3 separate regions of the Homo sapiens genome follow, and all the other regions are linked to region 1. The links are chromatin contacts, found by Hi-C or POLR2A ChIA-PET in ENCODE. All regions are on one chromosome and are shown on one strand. Each heading gives the region's core, a stretch centred on a gene start or an enhancer-like site at or near the end of the contact. The rest is flanking DNA. Distances are from core to core; before and after follow the strand shown.

Region 1 (3,153 bases), core at 538-3,037:
CAAGTGATTTTCCTGCCTCAGCCTCCTGAGTAGCTGGGGTTACAGGCATGCACCACCACACCCAGCTACTTTTGTATTTTTAGTAGAGACGGGGTTTCTCCATGTTGGTCAGGCTGGTCTTGAACTCCGGACCTTAGGTGATCCACCCGCCTCGGCCTCCCAAAGTGCTGGGATTACAGGCGTGAGCTACCGCGCCTGTCTTGGCTGACAGATTTTGATACACAGGGAAATGTATTTGGCCAAGTCTTTTTTTTTTTTTTTTTTTTTTTTTTTTTTTTTTTGAGATGGAATTTCGCTCTTGTTGCCCAGGCTGGAGTGCAGTGGTGAGATCTTGGCTCACCACAACCTCCGCCTCCTGGGTTCAAGCGATTCTCCTGCCTCAGCCTCCCGAGTAGCTGGGATTATGGGTGTCTGCCACCACGCCCGGCTAATTTTTTTTTGTATCTTTACTAGAGACGGGGTTTCACTATGTTGGCCAGGCTGCTCTCGAACTCCTGACCTCAGGCGATCCACCCGCCTCAGCCTCCCAAAGTGCTGGGATTACAGGCGTGAGCCACTGCGCCCAGCTTAAGGCCGAGTCTTATCACTCATATGACTTCTTGATGTCTCTGAGCTCCTATCATGTAAGACCATGCAATTATGTTACTCCTTGAGAAATTCCTTTAATAATCTGGAAGGATTCCCTCACTCACAACTTTAAAAAAGATTTCTTGGCCAGGAATGGTGGCTCATGTCTGTAATCCCAGCACTTTGGGAGGCCGAGGTGGGCGGATCACTTGAGGTCTGGAGTTCGAAACCAGCCTGACCAACATGGCGAAACCCCGTCTCTACTAAAAATACAAAAATTAGCTGGGCGTGGTGGCGGGAGCCTGTAGTCTCAGCTACTCAGGAAGCTGAGACAGGAGAATTGCTTGAACCCGGGAGGCAGAGGTTGCAGTGAGCCGAGATCGCCCCACTGCACTCCAGCCTGGGTGACCGAGCGAGACTCCATCTCAAAAAAAAAAAAAAAAATTAGGCCTTTAAAAAAAAAAAGGAATTCCTCCTTAAGTCCTGTTCTTGATTTCCAACTGATTCACAGTGCCCCTACTGGAAAATTTGCAGTGAATCCTAAAGCTTAGTAGCACCTATAATAGATACATGTCCTGATATTTTGAGTGAGGTGTCCATAAAGGATTACCCTAGGAAAGTGCAACTTTCACTCTCATTAGAAGAATTAATTTTTGCTTATTTGATTTGTTAAAATTGCTTTACTCCTACAGTTAAGTGAGAGGGTGGTGGTGGTTGTTGCCCGTAACCACATACGGCATTACTCCAGGGTTTCACGTCGTGACTGAGGGGCCTCCTAAGTGTATACAGCAGAGTATGTTCGGGCTGGACCTAGATAGTCGGACAGAACACCGACAGGGTCTTCACATTCTTTAAGCACTCTCACCCAGTCCCGGAGTCCGAGCCAAGATGGCTTCCCAGAAGTAGGTAACTAAGTGTTGTTTTAGTTCACAGCGCCCCCAATGGCGGGGGTCAAAAAAAGATGCCGAGGGGCCTGGCCGCCTGTGAACTGAGTCGTCAGAGGCGAGCCGCCGCCAGATTTTATTTTCAATCAGGCATATTTGTGGTCGCCTACGTACCCTTCTCATCCTCCTAGGACCTTCCACCCTCAAGAGACTTCCTGGATGGCGCTCACACTAGCTCGCTGGAAGAGGCCGGGCTTCGGTGCTGCCATTGGCGGATGGGAGCGCAGGGGGGCGGAGCCTAGGGAGAATGGACTACTAGCAAGCTAGATTGAGGCGAGGGCTGGCCATGCTCCGCCGGAAGGCGCCTTGTTCTCGGAGAGGGTGAGTTGAAACGCTGCCTGGAAAGGAAGTACCAGGACTTGCACAGGTAGGCTTCCCGCTCGCACCCGCTCCTCAGTGCTGGGCCAGGAGTCAGCAAAAGCTGAGGCTCTCAGAGATTTGATTTAAGTAACTCCTTCTCCTCTCTCTTCCACCCCCTGCTCGCCCCCCAGTTGTGAGGGATCAGGTGCGGGGTGATGCTCCGGACTGAACCAGTCTCCTTTGTGAGAGGCCGGGGGAGAGGGTGGCTGCCGGGCCGCGGGGTCCGAGCCGGGCCGAGCCGCGAGGGACTGCTTGGGACGCTGTGGAGTTTTCAGGGCTTGTCATTGCATTACTGGGCGTAGTGTAGATTGGAGGCGGCGCCTTGTTCTCCTCTCTTCAGAGAAGGGAAAACTCCTCGGCCCCGTTTGGTTACTCCATACTTTGGATTCAGAAATAGGTGGTTAGGGTTTTCTACTTCTTTTTATTTTTTTTTCTTCTGTATTTTAATAATAAAGGTGGGTAGGAAAGCATGGGGTAAGCGTAAGCAGATTGTTACTCATTCTCAGGTGTAAGTTCTGTGGGTCTCCTGGCAGTGAAGAGCAGGCTGTTGGAGAATGTTTAGAGATGGTGGGAAGAGAGGAGCTCAAGCCTTGCATCCTCCTTGACAGGTCTGCAGAGCTCACTGGTTTTCCGTTGCATTATGTAAACTCGTCACTGATAGAAGACCCTTCCCCCTGCTTTGGAACGAATGCAGTTTATTTACCTGTCTCTAGTGTCGCAGGGAATTTCCCTGCAGCAGCTGTATAAATGCAGCAGCCTCTTGCTTTTTAAGGGACAGTCTTGAAGCGGTTAGGGTCTTCACAGAAAAGGTATATAGTGGACCCATCTCTTTCGTATGGCTAAGCAAAGTGAGCCAGAAGTCAAAGATTTAGAACTCTGTCTTTTTCTATTAAAGAATAAACAGCGGAGCGCCCCAAACACAAGCCAGGGGAGCTGCCTTATCAGTGTCTGCTGCATCCTACCATCACAGCGGCGTCTACAGATCGTTTCATCTCCATGCTTTTCTGAGTTTGTCGACTCAGTCAAGGATTCTCAGCCTAGGTTAGCATATGCTGAAGTCATCTGGTGTGGGGCACATTACATATCGAAAGTGAGTTTGTGATTTGAATCGTGTCCTGTGTTAGTTAATTAGATCGTGTCTTCTGCTTAGGAATTTCTTTTGTATTGGTCATCCAATAGGTTTCAGAACAAATTCTAGTCAACCTCATAGAGCAAGATATGAGAAACTTATTTCAAGTACTTTGGAATTATCCCAACCCTTAAAAAAAGAGTTATGATAAGA
Region 2 (3,119 bases), core at 206-2,705, 1.1 Mb before region 1:
GTGGGAAGCTGCGGAGGTAGTGACAAAATCATGGTGTAACAAGAAGCTCCTAGGGCCGAAGTGACTGGAGAGGTGGCCACATACTATGAGAAACACCAGCGCACCGGCAGGGCCTGGGGAGTTCTGAGCTCTCCCGGGCTGTGTGAAGCCGCAGCCAGCCCACTTTTTTCTCAGTATGGCAGTGCCATCTGACCTGGCCCAGCCCATCTTGTTCGGGTCATGGTTCGTCTTCCTGGGCATTCTGATGCATTCCCACTTCATATTTGCACTGGGATTTCAGTTTACTAAGCATTCCACACCCATTACTGCTTTCAATCCCTTCAACAACACTGAGAATAGGTGGGCAGGTATTTTTATCTCTATGTGAATAATAACACATGGGGACTCAGAAAAATTAAAGGCCCCAGGAGAGAAGGCTAGTGAGGGGCAGTGACGCTTAGGGACAAACAACTGGTTCTCCTGCCTCCTGCCTGAGGACTCCTGCCTGAGGAGAATATAGTAACAAAAGCCTCTGTCTTGCAATTGCAGCCATTAACACATCTCTTTCATACCCACTACTCACTGGACTGTTAACTCCTTGAAGACAGAAACTCTGTGTGTGTGTGTGTGTGTGTGTGTGTGTGTATTTAATGGGAGCAGTACTTTCTTGAGGCATAATTACATGAAAATACACTAATGATGCATTTGATATATATATAGCCATCACCCAAGATAAAGATATGGAACATTTCCACCACCCCTGAAGGTTTCCTCGTGCCCCTTTTCAATCCATCCTTCTACCCCAGAGGCAAACAGTGCCCTAATTTCTATCACCTGTGATGCGTTTTGCCTGTTCTTGGACTTCATCTGTATGGAGTCATAGTTTGCACAGAGACTGAATCCCCAGAGCACGACACAGCCTGGCACATGGCAGGTATACAATGCCAAAGAAAGCCTGGTTCTTAAACTACCTGTGAGAGAGAGTTCGTCCCACCGGGAAACTGAGGCGGTGGGCGGTTAGTGACCTGCCAAAGGCACGAGTGTATGATGTGGTGGATCCCGGACTCCAGCCAGCCTAATTCCGAACCCAAGGCCTCCTCCGGGCCCCCAGCCCTCCCTGGGCACTTCCTCCAGGGCTCCGGGTGGAGCGGGTCTGACGATCCCGGACGAACAGCGCCCCCTGCTGCCGGCCCAGGCCCCAGGCCCTCCTCTCCTTTGGGGGGGGATGTGACAGGATGACACAGGCCTTGCGCCCAGCGCAGTGACGGGCACAGGGCAGGGACTTGTGGGATAAAAGTCACCTGCCCTTTTATTTTCCTCGGAAAAGAGCTTTTCCTAAACTTTGGGGGCTTTCTATCTCCAGAATTAACAGACAAAGGGAGAAGAGGTCTTTTTGGTGGAGCGCTGCTGCCCCCATGCGGGTGGATGGCGACACTACCGAAGAGCAGGCGATCAAGCCTGGTATTTTTGGGTTTCAGGTTCTGCGGCTCCCTGAGACCAGCAGATTCCTGGTCTCCGGGTCCCTGGGTCCCGGACGTGTCCATCAAGGCGTCCATTAGGGCCATCACCTAATGGACAAGCATCAGGGTAAGGGGGGAGGTGCTATTGGGGGGGGGTCCCTCAGAGAATCAGCCCTAGCTCTGTGTGGGGGCAAATACGGCCTCCCCACCTCCTTCCCTCCCAGGAGACACTGGCCTGAGCATAAGTCTCGAGGGTCTGCCCTGTACTAAGCAAGCGCTTAATCAGGTGAGATCAAGGTCTGATCTTGGCTGGTTTGGAGGGGCAGCAGAGGTGCGGTGAGGGAGGCGGCTCAGCGGTGGGGCCAGCAGCACCTCCCCAGCCTGCTTGCGGGCCCGGTGCAAGTCACCGAGGGGCCGGCAGCCCCTCCCAGCCTGGCATGTTGGCCTTGCTGCACCTGCGGTTGGGGGGTGGTGTAACGGCCCAGCCTGCTCCCCTCGGCACGTGGCCTGGGGCGATGCTATCTCTAACTCAGTATTTTAAACTCTTCTTTCCAGAGGATGTGGCTTCTGCGGGAGAGCTTCAAAGGGTGCCCTACTTGCCCCTCTTGGTAACCATGACGTCATGGAAATGGGAGGGGACCGCCCCAGCCCCCAAACACCTGGAGGGAAGTGGGAGACTTTTTCCACTTCCTGTTCTACTTGTGGCTACTGACTCAATGTCTGACCTGTTTATTAATTGCAAAATATAGCTCTATGTGTGCTACCCAGAGAGGCCTCAGGCCTGTGTGTCTCTGTGTGAAAGGAGGCCTGCACTCCCCACCCCTCGCCGCGTTGCCCAGGTGGCCTTGACACAGACGCAGGGCGCTGGTGGTCCTGCAGCCTTCCGGCAGCCAGAATGACAGCACTGGGTCTCCATGTGCTTGCTCCCCCAGACTCATCCCAGTCAGAAGCTCGTCTTCCCACACATGGCTCACGGAGGTAGATGGGTTTTAGAGTAGGACTCATGGAGAAACTGAGGCGAACCCACATAAAGTGACTGTTGGCTCTGGACCTCAGTGTGGTCACACAGTGAGGTCAGACTCCCAGGTACCCTGCGTGATTTACCACAGTCCCTGTCCTCCAGGCTTTGTTGGATAGATGTGTGCCTGCCTGGGGGCTGCCCTGAGCAAGGGGCCACCACTCAGGCTTTCCTTGTTCTGAAGTTCTTGACAAGTTACTTTAGCTCTTGGCAAAACTGTGAAGCATTGACTCACCTGACCACTTCCTCTACTAATCCCCACTTTCCTTTCTCCTGTACTCCCCACTCCTCACACTCAGCTCCCCCCACCCAGAGCCTAACTGCAGGAGTCATTCACTTATTCATTTAACGGCATCTGTTGTGTGCCAGGCACTGTTCTAGTTCCTGGGGACACATTGATGACAAGGGACATTCCCATCCCACAGAGCACACAGGCCAGGGGACTTCCACACTAGGATGGTACCTGATAATAAGGTGCTATAGGCCTGTCTGTATACGTGATCCCAGGGGAGTTGAATTTTATGTTTGGACCTAAAAAATAAGCAACTCCTTAAGACTCAGATGGCTGCCCCCAGTGAGGGTAGCAGCAGAGGGGTTGCTCTGTCAGAGCTGAAGACCTCACCAGGATGCTCCTGAAGCACGTGCTTGCATAGCCTGCCCTT
Region 3 (3,194 bases), core at 61-2,560, 1.1 Mb after region 1:
AAATGAGAACTACTATGAGTTAGAGTTGTATCATTTCTCCATATAACTTGAATCTTTATACTTCAAACATTTGCACATTACATGTATATTTGTACATATAACACATACTTGTATATATATTCCCTATTACTATAATAGTATTTATTAAGAATAATGATGAATATTGTGCCGGGGAGTCCTCTAATTATGGCTTAAAAAGAAATCTTTCAGCTTGGGCAACATGGCGAAACCCCATCTCTACAAAAAAATACAAAAATTAGCTGGGTGTGATGGTGCACGCCTGTAGTCCCAGCTACTTACTGAGGCAGGAGATCGCTTGAACCTGGGAGGTCAAGGCTACAGTGAGTCGAGATTTCACCACTGCACTCCAGCCTGGGACACGAAGTGAGACCCTGTTTCAAAAAAAAAAAAAATTTAACAGAGTAAGAACCTATACTTTAACTGGAGGGCGATGTGAGGAGTCAAAATAATTGATTAATCAATTATGTCCTCAGCATTGAAAGTCATTGTTTTTGTCTGGAGATGTGTAAAACGTACACTTTGATCTCCAGTTGTTTATAGTCTACTTGGGAATATAAATCTAACAAGAAATATGTAATAACAATAATAACAGCTAACATTGTTGAGTACTGTGTACCGGGCATTGTACTGAGTACATTATATAAATTATTTTACTTAATCCTCATAACCATCAGAGTAGGAAGATTTCATCTTTTTTCCCTCTTTTTATAGTTGGAACTGAGGCTTAGATGTGTGCAAATAAGTGGCAAGGTTCAGATTCAAAATCAGCTAAATTTTATTTGAAGCCTAAAACACTTAACCCACCTACCTTTTATCTACTAAGCCTGTTAGTTCAAAGATTACCTGAAGGTAAATTTTATCAGGCCAGCTTTGGATCTGGGGGGAAAAAATGAAGGTAAATTTTAACTTGAATCGATCTAGACTGTTTATAATGGAATCTGTTGCCTAGCATAAGTTAAGCATGTTGAGGTCACAAAGGATAAGAAATTACCCTTAAGGGATGAAAATTCTTTAGAATAGAATGCAGTAGGCCCACGCAAACAACAACGTGTATAAATAGCTTAAATTAGCCTGTTTTTGCCTAAGTACATTAACTCAAAAGGAAACTCGGTTTAAGAAGTTCACTCCAAAAATAGTGCAAGAAGCATCACTGGTCCATAAAGAGGGGTGGAGTGGGTTACGTCATTTCAGCACCTTTTAAGGTAAAGGAGGAGGGAATCCTCTTGAACTCATTAGCCAATCAGGTTCTGAAGACACTTCCCAAGGCGACTTCCTGTCTCTCCACTTTCTTTCCCTCTCCGTTTTGGTGGGCTGGTGAGTGTGCGCTTAATTTTGCTCTCTAATTGTTTTGAATTTCTCTTCCATTTGAGTTATATACCCAGGTGGCAGGCCTTTATTTCAAGTCGGCATAGGAGTGTGTGTGAGTCGCAAGGAGATTAATTTCGGCTGTGTGGAGGTTGGGAGAAGGCAGTGAAATGCTCTTCCTGGCTTGTTTCCACGTGGGCCTCTGCAGTACTGGGTTTGCCTTCCGTCTCCGAGTCCTGGTGACCCAGGAACAATAGACTGTGCTTCATGTGCACAGTGCGTGTGTTCTTGGAAAACGCCGGCTTCATTTTGCTTGGCGGGAAAGATATTATCATCCTAATGCTGTTTTGATTTATATCTCCCTGGGTGAGGTCAGATTTCGGGAGAAGGCGTTCAGCTCAGTAGAGTTTAATTCTCCGGTGAGTGTCTAGAGGGCCCAGGTCCTTACTGGGTTTGTGGAAGCTGCAGCGTACCTTGTCTTTCTCCTGGCCTTCGCTCAGATCATTTCGGCTTTCTTGGTGAACCTGGGCAGCAAACTCTGAAGACAGATAAGCCTTAAAAGGAGCTCCTAATTTTTAATGTTGCCACTGTGGTGATTGTGTCCTTAAAAGCTATGGAAAAAGATTAGGGACCTTAGTTCAGGGCAAGCCTCTAGATTTAAATTCCAGCGCCACAGTTTACAGCTCTGGTGACCTTGGGAGAAGCAGTGAGCCATTCCGAGGCTTAGCTTTCCAAGATCAGATAAAATATATAAAAACTAGGCTCTAGTTGGTGTGTAATAAATGTTAGGTACCTTTAGAAGTAAGCAGTACTTATTTATTTACAGCAAGTATTTTGGATATCTGTTTTCTCATAAAAAGTTTGCTTAGTGACCTTCAATGTCATTTCACTGAATTCCTTTCTTTTGGTACATGTTAATTTTAATGTGATGTTTGTGTTGGATATTCTTATAGGCAGAAAGTGTGAGAAAGACAAATAATAAACCAGTTAATCGAATGTAGTAATAGGTATTTGTAGGCCTCCCATAATTTTTATAATTCTCAAGCATTGTTAAAATTTATTTTTTGGGGCATGGCGGCGCATGCCTGTAATCCCAGCTACTCGGGAGGCTGAGGCAGGAGAATCGCTTGAACCCGGGAGGTGGAGGTTGCGGTGAGCCGAGATCGCGCCATTGCACTCCAGCCTGGGCAACAAGAGCGAAACTCTGTCTCAAAAAAAAAAAAAAAAAAAAAAAAATATATATATATATATATATATGTATACACATCATATATATATATATTTTTGAATAGGTAATACATTCACATGGTTCAAAATTCAAAAGATATCAAAGTTTCTTATCCCCTTCCCTAAGCCATCCAATTCCTCTCCCTCATAACAGTGTTACTAAGATATTTTATGCATATAAGCAAATATGTGTAGGTATCCTTCCCTTTTACTATACCTACTCTACTATGTGTCTTACTTTTTCCACTTAAGTTCCATGAGTAGAGTGTTCACATTCTTCATAATGGTAACATAGTATTCTTTAAAAATTATTTTTTTTAAAAAATATATTTTTTCAGTAGGTTTTCAGGGTATAATGGTAACTCAGTATTCTAATTTATGTACCTACTATAATTTATTTAGCTTTTATCAGTAGGTATTCAGATAGTTTATGATCTTGATATTTCCCCCTCAAATGAATAACCTTGTAAATCAGTCAGTTGGCATAAAGGCATTTCAATTGGGTTTTGGTATATTCTTGTTTAAAAGGACTCTAGATATTTTGCAGTGCTTCCTATTTATATTTATTTTGTACACGGTGGTGATTAGAAACCAATCAATACTCTAAACTTGATTGAGCAATAAAGGATTTTCTACCGAAA

What was found. A loop is a pair of places that touch in the nucleus more often than their neighbours do. ChIA-PET counts read pairs that join two places held with the same protein, here RNA polymerase II (POLR2A). Pooled maps may share reads with other maps.
Region 2: a loop to region 1 is called in a pooled map, with 11 times the contacts of the local background. The contact joins the promoter of LINC02332 here to the promoter of CHD8 in region 1. A Hi-C loop is called at or near these places in 5 of 50 pooled maps.
Region 3: a loop to region 1 is called in a map of breast epithelium, with 10 times the contacts of the local background. The contact joins the promoter of CCNB1IP1 here to the promoter of CHD8 in region 1. A Hi-C loop is called at or near these places in 2 of 168 maps with a recorded cell type or tissue (breast epithelium and naive thymus-derived CD4-positive, alpha-beta T cell), 3 of 37 single-sample maps with no recorded cell type and 13 of 50 pooled maps. POLR2A ChIA-PET finds 5 or more read pairs at or near these places in 2 of 52 experiments (GM10248 and activated CD4-positive, alpha-beta T cell).

What each region holds. Positions count from the first base shown.
Region 1 is chr14:21,454,757-21,457,909 of GRCh38, reverse strand. CHD8 (chromodomain helicase DNA binding protein 8) reads left to right here and starts at 1,787. Exons shown (of 38, transcript NM_001170629.2): 1 at 1,787-1,878. It overlaps LOC124903283 (a long non-coding RNA gene), which reads right to left and starts at 1,513. Exons shown (of 2, transcript XR_007064064.1): 1 at 1,433-1,513. RefSeq lists enhancers at 387-938, 1,215-1,264, 1,275-1,324, 939-1,490, 1,355-2,044.
Region 2 is chr14:22,555,398-22,558,516 of GRCh38, reverse strand. LINC02332 (long intergenic non-protein coding RNA 2332) reads left to right here and starts at 1,455. Exons shown (of 3, transcript NR_146543.1): 1 at 1,455-1,566; 2 at 1,664-1,725; 3 at 1,995-2,206. LOC105370399 (a long non-coding RNA gene) reads right to left here and starts at 1,951. Exons shown (of 2, transcript XR_007064066.1): 1 at 951-1,951. RefSeq lists enhancers at 850-1,059, 1,920-2,259, 2,310-2,409, 2,990-3,119 and a silencer at 1,760-1,809.
Region 3 is chr14:20,331,395-20,334,588 of GRCh38, reverse strand. It overlaps CCNB1IP1 (cyclin B1 interacting protein 1), which reads left to right and starts at 1,310. Exons shown (of 7, transcript NM_021178.5): 1 at 1,310-1,335. RefSeq lists an enhancer at 1,231-1,540.